Linked DNA regions of Homo sapiens: regions 2 and 3 are each linked to region 1. The links are chromatin loops, found by intact Hi-C in ENCODE. Cell type or tissue: mammary epithelial cell. All regions are shown on one strand. Each heading gives the region's core, and the rest is flanking DNA. Links, peaks and the distances in the headings are about the cores only. Region 1 has its middle 99 kb from the start of LINC02351. Region 2 overlaps IGF1R (insulin like growth factor 1 receptor). Region 3 overlaps IGF1R (insulin like growth factor 1 receptor).

Region 1 (6,056 bases), core at 2,184-4,683:
AGCCTGGGTGACAGAGTGAGACCCTGTCTTAAAAAAAAGAAAAAGAAAAGATGCTGTGGCCCTGGGCTAAGGGATGCATGTCAGGACAATGGGAGAGAGAAAAAAAAGAAAAAGAAAAGATGCTGTGGCCCTGAGCTAAGGGATGAATGTCAGGACGATGGGAGAGAGAAAAAAAAGAAAAAGAAAAGATGCTGTGGCCCTGAGCTAAGGGACGCACGTCAGGACGATGGGAGAGAGAAAAAAAAGAAAAAGAAAAGATGCTGTGGCCCTGAGCTAAGGGATGAATGTCAGGACGATGGGAGAGAGAAAAAAAAGAAAAAGAAAAGATGCTGTGGCCCTGAGCTAAGGGACGCACGTCAGGACGATGGGAGAGAGAAAAAAAAGAAAAAGAAAAGATGCTGTGGCCCTGAGCTAAGGGATGAATGTCAGGACGATGGGAGAGAGAAAAAAAAGAAAAAGAAAAGATGCTGCAGCCCTGAGCTAAGGGATGCACATCAGGACGATGGGAGAGAGGTGGTGTCAGGACGATGGGAGAGAGGGGGTGCAGGCTCAGCTTGGTGTTTATGGCAGATCTGAATGGTCCCTGAGGAAGGAACTGGGGTGCCATCGCGGATCCATTTGGCTCCTAAGCTGTGCACCTGGAGGGCCCAGTAAGGCGTAGGGAAGGCTTGTAGGTTCAGGCCAGGGGGCTGAAAGAATGTGTTTACTCAGCTGTTTATTTACCACTCTGTATGCCCATGACATTTTCACCCTGGAAGGTGGGGGACAAGGAGGTGAGGCTTCTGCAGAGGCTGAGTTCTGGCCCACTGAAGCTGTTGACATCCTCCCAAAGTTAGGAGCCTTTCCCTCCAGGAGCTATTCCCAGCAGTGAAATTCTTCCTAGGCAAACTTGGTGGACTGAAGACTTGACACTTTTTGCCACTTATTGCAGTCTTTGATTCCAGAATAGTGATTGGCAGGGGGAATGGTGCTTCCGAAACAAGCAGGGGAAGCTGCTGTTCCACAAGGGGCACCAAGTAGGTGTTTACGTCCAGGCTTATCTTGGGGGGGCGGGGGTGAGGAGGAGGAGGAGGAGGAGGCAGTTGCTGTGGCAGCCTCCTTCCCCTATGGGATGCTCAGAGGTGAATTGGAGGCTGAGGTGGGGTCCACAGATTGGGGATACAGCCCCCTCCCCACTTGGGGACATGCCAGCCAGAATCTTTGGTCTCTGCAGAGTGGGAAACAGACTGCTGCTTCTCAGCTGAAGTTGGATGCTATCTATTTGTTTTAGCTGGCTGGGTGTGGTGGCTCATGCCTGTAATCCCAGCACTTTGGGAGGCTGAGGCAGGTGGATCACTTGAGGTCAGGAGTTCAAGACCAGCCTGGCCAACATGGTTAAACCCTGGCTCTACTAAAAATACAAAAACTAACCAGGCATGGTGGTGCGTGTCTGTCGTCCCAGCTACTTGGGAGGCTACGGGACAAGAATTGCTTGAAACCCGGAGGCCGAGGTTGCAGTGAGCCAAGATCGCACCACTGTACTCCAGCCTGGGCGACAGAATGAGACCTGTCACACACACAAAACCATCATCTGAGTATTCAAGGATATAATTTACCTTCAAAAGTAAGGTGAGAGGAAAGAGCTGCAGAGGAAGAGTTGACGAATAACCAGCACATTAATATGTACGATAGCCCGTCTGTGTGTGGACATGTAGTTTTATAATTCATACTAGCAGTGTTCTTACAGAGTCTTACAAAGACTAGCCCAATTAAAGCAGAAGAATTGGCATAATCTTATGAACCTGCACGGCCAATGTAAGCTAGCAAAATAATAACTCAAGCTGGATTTTGACCAAGTCATCAAGTTCTATCCCGTTAGTCTCATGCTCAGGGTACCAGCATGTCTGCATGGTCTCTAGGCTGACTCTACAGCCATCTTAAGAGGGCTCACGCTTCATCTCCTTGGGGTTGGGGCCAACCCTGCCATCAGGAATGTTTTCTATTTTCTTTGGTACCCTCTGCTGGGCTGCTTTTTGTTTGTTTGTTTGTTTTAATTTTTAAAAAAAATAGGTGAGCCAGGCAAGGTGCAATGTGCCTATAGTCCCAGCTACTTCAGAGGATGACTTGAGCCCAGGAGTTCAAGTCCAGCCTGGGCAACATAGCCAGACCCTGTCTCTAAAAAAAAGAAAAAAAAATAGGTGAACATAATTTTTAGAGCAAGTGTTCACTTTTTTTTTTTTTTTTTTGGGGACGAAGTCTCGCTCTGTTGCCCAGTCTGGAGTGCAGTGGCGCAATCTCGGCTCACTGCAAGCTCCGCCTCCCGGGTTCACACCATTCTCCTGCCTCAGCCTCCTGAGTAGCTGGGACTACAGGCACCCGCCACAAAGCCCGGCTAATTTTTTGTATATTTTTTAGTAGAGACGGGGTTTCACCATGTTAGCCAGGATGGTCTCGATCTCCGGACCTCGTGATCCTCCCGCCTCCACCTCCCAGTGTGCTGGGATTACAGGCGTGAGCCACTGTGCCTGGCCCAAGTGTTCACTTTTTAAAAAACTCCTCAAGGAATAAGTGACTTTCCTTTCACAAAAGAGTAAAACTAATGTCCTTTCTTGCCTCTTTCACCCCAGCAGGCATGTATCCAGTAGATGTGTTGGAAGATGATCCTGACGCACAACAGGAAGCAGCTCTGGCTTACCATGCCTCACTTAGGGAAGGAGCTGGGGCCCCAGCTGAGGTTTTCTGTCTTCCCACTGGGGAGAAGGTATACGTGATCTTCCTTGGCGAAGAGCTCTGTAAAATCTAATTTACAGAGTAGAATGTTATTGAAAGAATATAATAGATTAAAAAAAAAACCATTCTGGAGTGAGTATTAGAATAAGTGCACCCTCAGAGGCAGAATGAATCCTGCATTGGGATTCTGGAGTCCAGAGTGTCCGTCCAGAGTTGCCAGGCAGTGAGCCAGAAAGCCTGTATGAATGTCTACCACTAACTTACTAGCTGTGTGACCTTGAGCAAGTGTCTTAACCTCTCTGGTCTCGGTATTGTCATCTCTAGACTGGGGACAATAACAGCACATATCTTATAGTGTTGTTATGAGAATTAAGTGAGATACTGTGTGCTATGCCCAGCTACCTCGGTTTCCCCATTTGTAAATGAGGGGATTGGTTGGTCTTCAATCTCCGAGGTTTGATTCAGTTCCAAAACTTTGTGATGTGGAATGAAGTTATATCAATTTTGATTTTTGGCACTGATGCAATTCTATGCATTTTGAGTAGGGACTGAAAAGTAACAGAGAGAAATGAAAACCATTTGTTAGGACAGTAGGATTGTGGGTGAAATATTAAAATTGTGTTACTTTTAAGATCTTTATTTCCCTCCCTGCAGTAAGTAAAAAGAATATGTAAGTTTTAGTCAATACCTATGTCAGCTACCTTTCTTTCAGATTTGAGTCTGATCTGTTGAAAGAGACAAAGTTTTCTTGTTTTATACGGATACAATTTCACTCACAGCAGGTATTGTTATCTGGTGGGCAAAGTTGGTTGAGAAAGACAGGGTTTTATTTCTCTGCACTGAAGTTGTTCCTGAGTTAATGAAAACAATGACTTGTACAGTTTATTGTGTGGCTTCCTTGAGATTTTGGAGATGCTAGCTCGCAGTCATTCCCTGAAGAATCCAGCGCTCATCTGTGATCAAAACCCTCCACGTTTTTGATCTGCAGATGGAGGTCGCTTTCCTCACACGCTTCTAGCGCCCCCTAGTGGCTATTAAGCCAAAAAGACTTTTAAAAGCTCGGTCAAGGCTAGCGGCTGTCTTAGCGAGCCAGCGTGGTGAGGGGCAGAGTTGCATGGAGTGTGGGGGTGCTAGGTCATCTCGGAAGTGGGGAGAATTACAAGAGTTAGCCCTGAAGTACTTTAGGATGGAGTTTCAATCATCTGCATGTATTTCACACATATTTATGGATTACATTACTTTCACCCCGCCCCAATATGTAGAATACTCAGTGAGTGAAGAATTTTAGTGTTATTAGTGACAGCATAAGACAGCTACTAAAATTAAGTTGTTTTAATGTGATAGGAATGCGAAATGACTTTATACCTATTTCCTTTTTCCCTTTCTAAAAAAAGGAAGTTTTGGCTGGGTGCGGCGGCTCACGCCTGTAATCCCAGCATTTTGGGAGGCAGAGGCGGGCGGATCACCTGAGGCCAGGAGTTCGAGACCAGCCTGGCCAACATGGTGAAACCCCATCTTTACTAAAAATTAAAAAAAAAAAAAATTTAGCCGGGTGTGGTGGTGGGTGCCTGTAATGCCAGCTACTTTGGAGGCTGAGGCAGGAGAATTGCTGGAACCCAGGAGGCGGAGGCTGCAGTGAGCCGAGATCACACCACTGCACTCCAGTCTGGGCAACAAGAGTGAAACTCTGTCTCAAAAAAAAAAAGAAAAAGAAAGTTTCATGAAAACAATCATTTGATTTCCTACTATTTTACTATTTTTGTAGTTAATAAGAAATGGGAGGCCGGGCGCGGTGGCTCACACCTGTAATCCCAGCACTTTAGGAGGCTGAGGCGGGTGGATCACGAGGTCAGGAGATCCAGACCATCCTGGCCAACATGGTGAAACCCCGGCTCTACTAAAAATACAAAACATTAGCTGGGTGTGGTGGCATGTGCCTGTAATCCCAGCTACTCAGGAGGCTGAGGCAGGGGAATCGCTTGAACATGGGAGGTGGAGATTGCCATGAGCTGAGATCTCGCCACTGCGCTCCAGCCTGGGCGACAGACAGAGACTCTATCTCAAAAAAAAAAAAAAAAAAAAGAAAGAAAGAAAGAAATGGGAGCCGTCTCCTGCCACTCGGGATGTTGAAATAGTCTAATTTGGAGTAATATTGGACCTCCTCATTGCTTAAAGAAGAAAAGAAGGTTTAACTTTTCTTTTTGAATGCAGAGAAGTTTTTCGAAACAAAAAGAAAGATAAGGAAGTGGTTTGAACATACATCATGTCATTTCACTTTGGTCCTCCTAAAAATATTTCCTTTTGATAATTAACTCTTTTCCAGTCTTGAAATTGTCCTATCACATTTAAGATACAATAATATTAATACTTATCAATTTTTCTAGTACATGCTCGTCGTTTAATATTTAGGAACTGTTACAAAGGATGGAGAAAATAAAATCATCCATAGTTAACTGCTGTGAGCATTTTGATGTGTTTGCTTTTGACTTTTGTATTTTTGCATTTCTTAAAACATGGGTGATGGGAGGCGGAGCCTGCAGTGAGCCAAGATAGCACCATTGCACTCCAGCCTGGGCGACAGAGTGAGACTCCCTCTCAAAAAAAAAAAAAAAAACATGGGTGAGATTACTCTCTGAATATAATGTGGTTTATAACAAGCACCTTTTCCTTTTCCTTTTCCTTTTCCTTTTTCTTTCTTTTTTTTTTTTTTGAGGCAGGGTCTCTCTCTGTTGCCCAGCCTGGAGTAAAGTGGTGTGATCACAGCCCACTGCAGCCTCTACCTCTCAGGCTCAAGCGATCCTCCCACCTCAGCCTCCCAAGTAGCTGGTACTACAGGCATGTGCCACCACGCCCAGCTAATATTTTATTATCTGTAAAGATGGGGTCTCACTATGTTGCCCAAGTTGCTTTCAAAGCCTTGGGCTCAAGTGATCACTGAGGTCTCCCAAAGTGCTGGGATTACAGGCATGAACCACTGTACTCAACTGTCTTTCTGTGTTGATCCAGTGCTTTGTAAATTTTGGGCTTAATGGCCCGTAACAGCTGGCTTGTGGATGAACCATGTTGCACACCACCTTTCGGGAGGGCCAGCTTGGGGACTCTTCATTAAAGTGACGCCAAAGACCAAGACATTTATAGGTTGCAAGATTTGTTAAGAAATCATTCTCTAAAACTGTGGAGGCCTGCTGTCAACTTATTTGAAACAAAGTTTTGCTCTTGTCACCCAGGCTGGAGTTCAGTGGCACTATCTCGGCTCACTGCAACCTCCGCCTCCCAGGTTCAAGCGATTCCTCTGCCTCAGCCTCCCGAGCAGCTGGGATTACAGGCGCTGGCCACCATGCCCGGCT
Region 2 (6,056 bases), core at 1,847-4,346, 390 kb before region 1:
CACACGAGTAGCAGATCCAACCAGCACAGGAAGCCGTTCTATCTGGCTACCCAGGTGGCAGGACAAGTCCATCCCTGGAGAGGCAAGAAAGCAGACAGCTACGGCTTAGGTCTAGAGAAAGATCCCCGCAGTGGGCCTTTCTCTCTGGCTTCCCCAGGAAGGCAGCAGACAATGCCAGGGTTGACTTCTGAGTCCTCTGTGCTGATGGGCCTGATCCCCATGGACCGTGAATCCTTCTTCTCCTCTTCCTGCTCTGCTTCTTACTAAGTTTGGGAATCAGTGCAGTACTTTGAGTGACTTCTAAGATCCACTCACAGATCTAATGTATAAACACACAAAGGAGAAAGAACCCCAGCCCTCCCTGCAGAGCCAGCGTAGCCAGGACAAAACAGAACCCCTAAGGCTTCGTCTGCCCTGGAGGCTATGTCCATTGGGGATCTCTCTGCATCTGGTGAGGGTCTTCATTTACACCCAAACCAGGACCTCTAACCAGCTGGTCAATCCTCAGCCTGATTCTCATTTACAGTAAAGCACAAATTATGGTTACAATGCTGCCAAGCAGCCCTGTGACATTTTCCTGAACATTCACAAAGGGACGTCAGACCAGGAAGGAGTTCAGAGACTGGGACCCAGGACCAGAAATGCCATGAATGAGCTGCACAGCCATGCGCAGATCCCTTAGTGCTATCTGTAGCCCTGTTTACTCACTCGTAGGACAACAAGGGGAATGCACAGGTGACATCTAAGCTCCCTGTCTACTTTAAGAACGACCAGAAGGAGTCACAGAGCCACCACGGAATCTGCATCACAAGCCTGAAGCCCAACCCTTTCCTGAGCACTGGGCTCTCTGTCCACACAAGTGCTGGGGGTGGAGGTTGGAGTCCTGCCAGCACAGGGGTGCAGTGAGCACACAAGTGAGTCGAAAGACAGAGCCTCTGAAGCTAAGTCAGGCTCCTCACACGCCCATCTTCAGGCCTCTGGACACATTAGTGACCACCAAACCGGTAGCAAAAACTTGTAAGTCAACAGTTCTTTCCTTTCAGTAAGGGCTCCCTCCTGAACACACAGCTATCCTGGAAAAGCAGCATAAGACATTGTCCAAATGATCCCAGATCTGGTCAATGCAACACAAGGTGTGTTTCCTGGGGAGCAGTGCCAGGATATGGCCCAGCTGGCGCTACTGTTGCTGGGGGTAGACCCCATCCATACCTGCTGTTTCTCACTACCAGGCTGCAGGTGACACTGCTGGAGGTCAGAGGGGCTCCATGCAGTCATACAACGGAAGGAGGGATGGAGTGGAAATGGATGTGTCATAAGCCCATTCTTGCTCATAGGTTTCTCCAGCTCCAAAGGAGACTGCAGCGATGCACCCCCAAATGTCGGGCTGCTTCCAGGTACCTGAGTTAGTTACAGGACAAAATCTCCTTGTTGATGAAGAAACCTCTGGGCTGCCGGTAAGGACCAATTAATCAGGCCAAACTTCCATCTACACCCAGAACCAGGCCTCTTTTCATAAACTAATTTCACTAGCAGGGAACGGAACCACACCAAAAATACCTTCTGAACAAAACATTCTTCTCCCCCACGGGAGGAAGCATGAATTATAAACCAGGAATTTGACAAATGAATGGCAGGCACACTGAAATTCTGTGTATTTGACTAATCACTTTGAAAAGCAAGATTATCTTTTTACAGTAAACACAAACATTTTTTACAATCATTGAAGAGGCTGGGAGCCAGGATACCAATATCAATAAAACCCAGGCATTATGGAGCCTGTGGAAGCTAAAGAAAAATAAAAATAAAACCCTTGTCAAAATAATAATCAAGCCATTCATGAGCTGCCTGTCAATACCATGCTTGTTTTTCGAGCCACAGCTTGGGGCAAGGCTCCCCGCTAAATTCCTTCCATGATTAGGTGAGAATTAAGAGAAGGTAAAAGGCAGAGACCTGTCTGCACATCTTTAAAATATGCATACGCTAAAGTTATCATTGTTTCCTGAAGAAAAAGATTACTTAAGTAAATTATTCAGTAAATGTGATTTCCTAATTGTTTCTTAGCTTACTGCCTTTACATTCAAAGAATGCTTTTAAAAATTAGGTTTTTTTTTTTTTTTCCCCTTGAGACAGGGTCTCACTCTGTAATCCAGGTTGGGGTGCAGTGGTGCAATGACAGAGCACTGCAGCCTCAACTTCCCAGGCTCAAGCTACCCTCCTACCTCAGCCTCCCAAGTAGCTGGGACCATAGGTATGCCCCACCATGCTTGGTTAATTTTTCTTTTCTTTTTTTTTTTTAACAGCTGGTATCTCACTATGTTGCCCTGGCTGGTCTCAAACTCCTGGGCTCAAGCAATGCCTTGCCATGGTCTTCCAAAGTGCTGGGATTACAGGTGTGAGCCACCACACCTGACCAGTTACTTATTTTTCTTTAGCTTCCATGTGCTCTATGATATCCAGATTTTATTGATATTGGTATCCTGGTTCTCAGCCTTCTCTATGTTGTAAAAAATGTTTATTTCTACACTTGGGTAGGCCCTATCTCCCAATCTGTAGACCACACAGGATGGGAACAGTTGGTTATCTTCCTGAGGACATCTCTATGTTATCTCTATCGATATTTGAGTGGTGAAGACAGCCCCAGGTACACGGTTCAGAGCACTCCATCTGGGAATCCAAAGGTCAGGTCTGAGCCTCATCTCCAGCATTTACTGAGGAACCCCTCTGGGCAAAAGATTTATTCAGCTCTCCCAGGCTGGAGTCTCTCAGCTGCAAACTGGGGGTGCCTTCCCTGCTTTTCTGGCTGAGGCCAGTTGGAAGAATTGGATGGGCTAAACATAAAAGGATACCGTGAGCTTTTAATCACCCCACAAAAGTGCAGGATGACATGTGCTATTCTCTGAAGTGTGAAAGTCCCCTGGAACAAAGTCTCAGAACAGGAAGGTCCTGTGCCCTGATAAATGGAGCTGAACCCGAGGTCTCCAGCCTACAGAGGTAGGAAGGGACAGTTTCCCCATTTTCAGTGCTTGCTGACATACTGAAAACAATTCTGCAATTATACAACCAATCATTCCAGTTCCTTCCTTCGAGGAGAAAATTGCCTCTTCACGGCTGTCTCTAGGGGGCATCAGAACCCAGGACACAGGCTGTCATCAGCAACAGAGCCATCTGCAACTGATAAGAGTATTTGGCCTTTTTTGCCTTTCTGCAGATGCTCCCACCAATCCATCTGCAAACAGGCTGGTTTATATCATGTCCACTCTCCCCCAAATCCAATATTTACATCAACCTTAGGGGTTCAGCAAGGGTGGATATGTCTATCTAGGTGGAACCAGGCACCATACAGATATTCAGACAATGTTTCCTCTTTGTTTAGGTGTTTCTTAAAAATAGCTTTACTTCTGAAGTATAACCTGCCTATCAAATATTCACCCATCAGGCCAGGCACGGTGGCTCACACCTGTAATCCCAGCACTTTCAGAGGCCGAGGCAGGCAGATCACGAGGTCAGATGATCGAGACCATACTGGCTAACATGGTGAAACCCCGTCTCTACTAAAAATACAAAAAAATTAGTCGGGCGTGGTGGTGAGCGCCTGTAGTCCCGGCTACTCGGGAGGCTGAGGCAGGGGAATGGTGTGAACCCGGAGGCGGAGCTTGCAGTGATCCGAGACAGCGCCACTGCACTGCAGCCTGGGTGACAGAGTGAGACTCCATCTCAAAAAAAAAAAAAAAAAAAAATTCACCCATCATTCCATGAGCTTCCGTAAATTTACACAACTGTCCAACCATCACCACTACTCAGTTCCAGAACACTTCCATCATCCAAGAGTTCCCTCATTCCCATTGGTGGTCAATCTCCACCTCTTCCTTGCAGCCATCCCTGGTCTGCTTTCTGTCTCTATAGTTTTGCCTTTTCTGCAAATTACATACGAATGAGTCATATAATATGTAGTCTTTTGTGTCTGGATTTTTTCTTTTCACTTAGCCTAATGTTTTAGAGGTTCACCCATGTTGTAACACGTGTCATACTTCACGTCTTTTTATTGTTGAGTAGTCAGTTGTCCTTTGTGCCACATTTCATTTATCCATTTATCTTTCTATCCACTCATCTGCTGATGAACATCTGAATGGTTTCCAGTGGGTCTTTCTTTTGGGCTGGGGGTCGGGGGAATCCCGGGAGGCTATTATGAGTAATACTGCTACCAGCATTCATACACAAGTCTTGTGTGGGCATGTTTTCATTTCTCTTGGGTGGATCCCGGAATTGCTAGGTCACAGGGTTGGTGTATATTTTCCAAAAGTCCCAGGGAAATGTGAAAAAGCGGCCATGTTTCAGCCTGACCTTTGAGCTCCAAGAAGGTATTACAAAGCACTGCGTGTTGCACAGTCGAGTGGTAGGAACAAAAGCATAGAAATGCCTATCCGCGAATTTCAATTCTTTTAACTCACCACCCTCCATCTACTTTTTCCTTCTTCTTTTCAAGGCAACAATCCTTGGTAGCACCAAATAATGTGAAACTTTAACTCCTTATTTATCTGATGCCATCAGGAAACAAGGTTGTCCAAACAAGGGGATTTTCCAGATAGTGAAAATATTCTCTTACTCAAGAGCTTAAAAATTAGCTATTTTATAAAAATTGTGTACATGTGGATTACAAAACCTGTTTCCTTTGTAAACAGCAGAGCGGTCTTGATTTTCTTAATGTCTAAGGTCATTACTCTAGAAATACACCCTATGGTGTCCTTGAGGAAACCATGGCTATGGCTTTTGTAACTGGGTTACAAAATCAGCTCACGCCGAGTGCGATATAAAAGTCAACAGGCTCTGAGTGAGGAATAAGAGCTCTACTCTATGTAAAATGCTTGAATTTTCTGTTCTGGATGGCTCAGGAGACTTTTTGAGGGGGATCTCAGTGACATTTTGGAAAGCCAAGGTTGTCAGAGTTGAAGGATCTCTGTACCTTGAATTGTTCTGTTCTCCATCAAAAACAAAAGGCTACAGAACAGAACTTTCATCCTATTGAACCAAATGGAAACATTTATGTTATCACTGGCTATAAAAGAAGTTCAAGAAGGCCGGGCGTGGTGGCTCAAGCCTGTAATCCCAGCACATTGGGAGGCTGAGGCGGGCGGATCACAAGGTCAGGAGTTTGAGACCAGCCTGAACAACACGGTGAAAGTCCGTCTCTACTAAAAGCAAAAATAAGCCGGGCGTGGTGGTGCGTGCCAGTAATCCCAGCTATTCAGGAGGCTGAGGCAGGAGAATCGCTTGAACCCAGGAGGCAGAGGGTGCAGTGAGCCGAGACAGCGCCACTACACTCCAGCCTGGGCGACACAGCAAGATTCCATCTCAAAAAAAAAAAAAAAAAAAAGTTCAAGAAAATAGTGTGACACGTGTTAACAACATGGGTGAACCTCTAAAACATTAGGCAGCAGTGTGAGGGGAAAATATTTAGGAAAAAAAACCGTCAAAGTGCTTTGTGATATGCACATGGGAAGAAATGAAGGGATAAAGCAGTGGTTTCCAATCTTTGCTGCCTGCTGAAGTGCCTAGGGATCTTTAGACAAGCACTGATTCCTGGATCCTAACCCCAAACGCTCCTATTGAATTGGGGTGGGGGTGCAACTTGGACATCAGGATTTCTCAACTCCACCCCTGCCCCCACCCCCAATGATTCCATAATGTGTAGCAAAGTTTGAGAAACACTGGGATGAAAGCTATCTTGGCTTAAACCAAAAGCACACCGAAATAAAAATTTCAGACAGCTCTGCTAACACTCCTCTATTCAAAAGCCTTGAATACGTTCCATGGTCTTCCTAAATTATAACCCTTTATACCTGCGTGCAAAACATCTTACATAACTCTAGTACCACCCACCTCTCCAGTGTTAGTTGCCCAACAGGCCCCAGGATGCCCCAACTCGTTGCCTTTGCTCCTGCCACCCTACCTTGAATTGCCTTTCTTCACTTCAATCCTCTGCTTTCCTCAAGTTTTTCCCGAAAGCCTTCAAGGCCCATCTCAAATGCCACCTCTTGTCAGAAGCCTGTCTGATCTTC
Region 3 (6,056 bases), core at 2,145-4,644, 140 kb before region 1:
GGCTCACACCGGGGTGTCTATCTGTCCCCCAATCCTGACTCCATCGAGAGACCAGAGCAGCCTCCCCAGAACACCCTTCTCAGCGGGTCCACTGCAATGGTGCAAAGGTTTCAGCGCTCCTCATTCTCTAGCCAGCAGTCAATTCCTTCCCACCACACAAACACCGGATTCTGACACCCTCTCCACTCCATCAGTGCACACTGCCACCCACACCACACATGGTCCCTTCCTCTCCTGGGGAGCTGCCTCCTTGGATCTTGAGAGTCAAATATTTAGGGCACACTAAAGTCAGACATCCTCCTTAAAGCTTCTCAAGCCATTCTGCAGTTCCGTGACCCCACTGCCTGCAGCCCACATACTTCTCTCCGGTCAGCATCCCATAACTTAGCACTAAACTCATAGCATCTGTTACTCTCCACCAGTAGTTGAGTTTTCCCAACTAGACAACAAGCTCGAGTAAAAAAAAAAAATCATATTCTTTCATATGCTTTCCATGGAGCAGAGACCACTGGAGGCCCTCAAATAATCTAGATATCAGAAACAGGGTTCCATACTCTGTCACCACTCACCTTCCACTCCCACTCCCCTTCCACAGATAGGGACATGACCTTGAACCAGTCAGCCTGGTTAACCTAAAAACCCATTCTCTTCAGGCACAGAGAAGCAAGGTGGTTACTTAGTGGTTTCAACAACTGACCTGAGACTCAGACGTCCGGGTTCAAACCTTTCACTGTAGATGTGCAAAAAAAGACCCTCCTTGGCCAGCCACAGTGGCTCACATCTGTAATCCCAGCACTATGGGAGGCCGAGGTCGGTGGATTGCTTGAGGCCAGGAGTTTGAGACCAGCCTGACCAACATGCCTAAACCCCGTCTCTACTAGAAAAAAAAAAAATTAGCCAGGCGTGGTGGCACACGCCTGTAATCCCAGCTTCTTGGGAAGCTGATCCACAAGAATTGTTTGAACCTGGGAGGAAGAGGTTGCAGTAAGGCAGAGGTTGCAGTGAGCGGAGATTGCACCACTGCACTCCAGCCTGGGCAACAGAGCAAGACTGTCTCAAAAAAAAAAAAAAAAAAAAAAAAAAGGGCCCTATTCAACTGGCAGCAATTCCCCAGTGTTGTGGGGAAGGAGGACTGGAGGCCCCAGAGAGAGCCCACCAGGGCCACCCACCATGAGGAGGAGAAAAAAAGAGAAAAGCATCCATTTATTGGATGCTTTCTATTTGCCAGGTTTGCTGGGCAGCTTGGATACATTATCTATTGCTAATTCTCATTGGCATCCCTGCTAGAGCAGTGTTATTCCAATCACAGGCAGAGACACTGAGGCCTGGAGCTCCCTTTCCAACATGCCTCCATGCGTGGGAGAGAGGGAGACAGTGAATTGTTTGAGGGGACAAGGCTTCAAAGGAAGCCCTGCACATATGCAAACCGCACGGAGAAGAGCAGAGCAAAGACAGGCCAGGCTGTCCAGCTAAGTTCACATCCAGCCGGTTCAGCATTCACATGAGAATTTCACAAGATGCTTTTTTACAAGCTACTCTTGAATATTAACATTCCAGCTTCAAATGATTATGTTTACATTTTCTGCAAGAAATATCCCACCCCACTCCTCGGAAGAGGAGACTTTAAGGATAATTTCTAAGGTGTTCATTAAGTTCAGGAGTCCCCTTGACACCAACCTAGACAAGTAAGCTTTCTTCTGTCCAGAGGTCGGGAGCTGGCCTCACCGTCGCCCTACCAGGACACTGTCAAAGGCCTTCACCAGCAACCAAAACCGGCAGGGTTGGAGAGGGTGCTTCAATGATAGAGAGACCTGTAAGACCTTGCTACTGTCCCTCCCAGGAGTGAGGCAAAAGCTTACTGGCCTCACCAAGAAAACAATGCAAAAAATAGAAGCCAACTTCCATACGTGGTGATTCTGCTTGTTCCAACCACATCTCCCTCAAATCTCCATCTCTCTCTCTGCCTAGTATCTTGAGATCTGAAGGCTGGAAGGGCCTGTGAAATGACCTAGGTCCACCCTGTAACTCAAGGTCAGCAGGTGTGCAAGTACCCTACCCACCCAACTTTCTGAGATGCCACCCTGGCCCTCTGCACCAGGCCACTCCGGAGACCACCAGGCAGCCGAGTCCAGCCTGCAGATGCTTCCTCCTCAGGAACCCAGCTCCAAGAGGGTTTAAAAGCACACTACAGACATAAATCGGTGCCAATGAATTATTCATTACATCTTATCTATAGGGAACTTATGGAACAAAGTCTCCATCCACAGGGATGAGGTGATCTTGACACAAGGCCAGACTCACAAATTACCCTTCCAGGAGTTCTAATTTTTTTTATTCACCTCAATGTGCAAAAAGCCTAATCAAACAATGATTTTAAAGATAATTTTATTGCTTTCAAGTTCCATGCAGCAGTAACTGGTGTGATAAAATGTTTTGGCTAGCAGAGGTGCAATGATCAGATGAAAATAAATTTGTTGTACAAAGAAGTGCTTCAAAGTGAATGGCGAGTATCCCTTTAAGAAGTCTTCCGTTTCTTCAGCTCCTCCTATGCACCAGGCACTGGGCCACCTCCTGGGAATTCAAAGATAACCAAGGTACCATTCCCCTCCCCAATGGTGGGGGAAAGCAATATGGGGGAGATGCCCAAATAGGAGGTATAGCAAGAGACCACAGGAGCTCAAGTCAGTGCAATCATTCTGCATGCAGAATCAAGGCCAGAGAGAGGGTGAAATTACAGCTAACTCTTAAAGGAGCTTGCCAGAGGGCAAGCTGGTAGTATTGTTTGCTATTCCAAGCAGAGGGGCTTCCACCTGCCAAGACAAAGAGACACGAATGAGTACAGCCTGAACTGTTCAAAATGTCTGGGAGGAAGGGAGGCTGAAGTTCTCTCTCAGACAGCCAAACAAAGATTTCCGAATTAAAAATAATAAAAGGCAATCATGGGGAAACAGGTTTAAGGCTTTTGACACGTAAAACTGAATAACCAGCTATATATTTTGTGTAATCTCAGCAAGAAAGATTCTGAAAATATCAATAAAACATGAAACAAAATACATAAAATTAGCTAGCGAAATATAGACGGTGTGGGACCTAACACAACACTGGATGTATTTATTCTTATTCTCTGTGAGTATTTCTGGCTGGCGAGCATCTTAACCACATAGAATAGCCAAAGGGGAGAGAGAAGAGAATGAAAGTGTTACTACCTGTTTAAATAGAGCAATGGAAGGTAAATCTTGCTGTATTTTTCCAAATGAAATCAGTAGTGTTTTTTTAATCTCTAATCTCAAATATTTTGGAGCTTTAAATTTATTAAAGTCCTGTAAAATTATCTTAAAACTCTAACTGTAAAAGACACACTAGGTGTTAACAGCTCTGCCATGGAGTTGCAGTGCGCCTGTCTGCATCACTTAGGAAGACCCTAATTCTCTCAGGACAGCTCGCACTGACACAGTAGAGTAACCTTAATCCAAAACTGTAGCCCAGTGATTTCTACAGAAGTCTGTAGTATCCACATTTTCTTGCAATCAGTCCCCAGGAAGCAAGCCAGAGAGTGGGTTGGGATCGCTATCTTCCTCCTTGGGGCACTATTAATTCAGTCACCTAATATGCTGAATTTCCCTTCTGGCCACTAGATGGAGCCTATGCATAGGCGAGATGGGCAAAGTGCACACTGGACACCTCTCAGGTGTGAGCAGAAATTGACAAATGACAATATTAAGGGAGAAAGTGTAATAAACAGATCTCTGAAATGGAAGGCAAACTGCAGGGGGATGACCATCGTTTACTGAAAAAAAAAATCACAACTGTTTAATAAGCAACATGCCATCTTGTTAATAAACACCTTAGCAAAATAAAGTTTTATTATACATTTATTGAGCACCTATGTGCCAGGTTCTATAACATATTTAAATGGCAAGGACAATCAAACATCAAGTAAGCCTTATATTTCTATCCAAAGAACATCTCTGTTCGAGGATGTCACAACCCTAAGAACAGTAGCAGTTGAAGTCCAAGGGCTTAATACCAGGTGCCAGGTTCTATTCTAGGCACTTGACATGTGTACGAATTTGATTTCTATGAATGTTTAAAGTAGATTCTATTAAAATTATAATTTCACAGATGAGGAAACTGAGGCACAAGAAGATTAAATTATTTGCCTGAGAGCTTAGCTACTGAAGAGCTGAGATTCAAACCAGCCACTTTGGCTCCATGGTCCTAATAAAATTACAAGCAAGGAACAAGACAAATCACTGTCAACCAGCAAAACCGTGGGTTATGAACTCAAAAGGAGTAATGGGAAAGTAGATCTATACAAGTTAGGGAAATCCCAAAAACCTTCAAGAAGGAAGAGGAATTTGACTTGGAAATGTAAAGATGGCATCTCTGACCTATTCAAACCACAGAAAAGGCATATGGGGGAAAGGAATCACCTGACTTAGCGTGCTGCCTTTTGAAAGTTATGATCTTGTCCCTATTTTACAGATCCACCTGGAACTTGGAAATTATTTCAATTTAAAAAACCTATTCTATTTCCTCACAATTTTTCTGACTTTGGTTTTCTAAACCTGTTAGAAAAGGTTTTCATTCTGTTGTTTAGTGAGAAAAGGAGAAATGTCTCCCCCAAATATTTTTAAGTCTCCGCATTTCTATCAAGACTCAGAAAAGTTAATAACTTTAGGACCAAAGAACTAATTGGCAGCTAAGGAGAAACTAAAGCTATGGTGACCTTCCTGTGTTCTTAAGCGGCACTTTCTGCTATTCAGTATTGAGGATGGAAGGAGAAGTAGCAGAGTAGTGAAGAGGAAAAACATTCTCAGCTATGGAAACAGCAGAAGCAAAAACTTGAAGACAGGCATAACACAGCTTCCTTTCCATCAAGCTAATGCACAGATGCTGGGGAGTACCAGGAACTAACAGTGGATCCCTACAGCACAGGATTACTAAGGACCTGTTTCATTACTTGATTCTAAGGACCCTGGACTTGATCCTAGGACCACAAGAGGCACGTTCTGAGTATTTGGAGCTGGCAAGTCCATCAGACTAAGGGAATGGTACAGGAACTGGTTCAGAGGCCAACTCAGCATGTAGTCAGAGTCAATGCAGGTCTGCACTGGACCAGGCTGGATCCCGGAATAGGGGTCAATCTGAGCGATTTCAAGTGACTCAGTGAGATCGAAAGGCAACATTCAATTAATGAGTCTCCCCAGAAAAGGACAGGCTGCAGAACTGAAACTGAACAAATTCCATCCTGAGCCAATCTCTGTTGCTGAAAATTTTACTGAGGTGCATGTGAGAAAGAAAATCCCAATTGTATCACCTGACGAAGAAAGGCTACCATAACAAAAGTTCTGTACCTACGACTACACGATATCATGTTGTGACCTAACATATGCAGTGAACTCATTATCCACAGAAATCAGACAACAGAACTAAGGGAAGCCTCACAGCAGATCTCCCTCTGCTGCTACTGGTCTCTGTGTTCATTTGTTTTCGTGGCAATCTGTGCTTCTCTTTAAAGTCCTGAGTCTGTAAGCTTGTGTATTATCCCACTAAAATGAGACTCAGGGAAATTAGGTAAAGAGAATAAATACAGGACAACACAGATAAATGTGGACACAACTGAGAGGGATTTTACAATCTAGACAGAATTAATAGCTAATGACTTAGAAAACACTTTGTAAGCTGATGCAGTCAATTGGATCATGGGCTCCTACCTGGAATTTCTCTCCATGCTTCCTACTTTTTCCAGGAAGTTATCAAAGGTCACTAAGACGCTTTGAATTTGGGGAAAACTCCTACAAATAAATTCATCTCTCCCTAATTACCATTAGACTTCTGTTCTTTAAAGTTCTATTGACTAAACTTTGGCTGACTTAAATTGGTGATGTCTCATTTACGTAATCAAGCACATATTCCCAATAACCAACTTTACAGAGACTAACCACGACTATATTTTTTACAGCAGAGGACAAGCTGAAAGCAATCACAATGTATCAGGAAAAATTTCAAGTTATGCTCTATAAAATATTTATGCTCTAACAACTATCAAAATA

The links. Hi-C counts contacts between places; a loop is a spot of excess contacts. Peaks named below come from ENCODE experiments on the same cell type or tissue, not always from the same donor. Only the 100,000 strongest peaks of a DNase experiment are listed, where the experiment ranks them.
Region 2: it touches region 1 in a loop (12-fold over the local background); 22 of 110 quality-filtered maps call a loop at or near these places.
Region 3: it touches region 1 in a loop (10-fold over the local background); 92 of 110 quality-filtered maps call a loop at or near these places.

The regions. Positions count from the first base shown.
Region 1 is chr15:98,516,940-98,522,995 of GRCh38, reverse strand. No RefSeq gene overlaps it. Among named protein-coding and RNA genes, the nearest start is that of LINC02351, 99 kb to the right of the region's middle. In mammary epithelial cell, for the core only: a CTCF peak has its summit at 3,718 (motif pointing left); a DNase peak (open chromatin) is centred at 3,715.
Region 2 is chr15:98,901,731-98,907,786 of GRCh38, reverse strand. The region is part of intron 5 of IGF1R (insulin like growth factor 1 receptor); the gene reads right to left. Among named protein-coding and RNA genes, the nearest start is that of PGPEP1L, 100 kb to the left of the region's middle. In mammary epithelial cell, for the core only: a CTCF peak has its summit at 3,110 (motif pointing right); DNase peaks (open chromatin) are centred at 3,126 and 4,246; H3K27ac peaks cover 2,173 bases.
Region 3 is chr15:98,656,984-98,663,039 of GRCh38, reverse strand. The region is part of intron 1 of IGF1R (insulin like growth factor 1 receptor); the gene reads right to left. Among named protein-coding and RNA genes, the nearest start is that of IRAIN, 9.2 kb to the right of the region's middle. RefSeq lists an enhancer at 957-1,767 and a silencer at 3,586-3,880. In mammary epithelial cell, for the core only: a CTCF peak has its summit at 3,640 (motif pointing right); a DNase peak (open chromatin) is centred at 3,629; H3K27ac peaks cover 346 bases.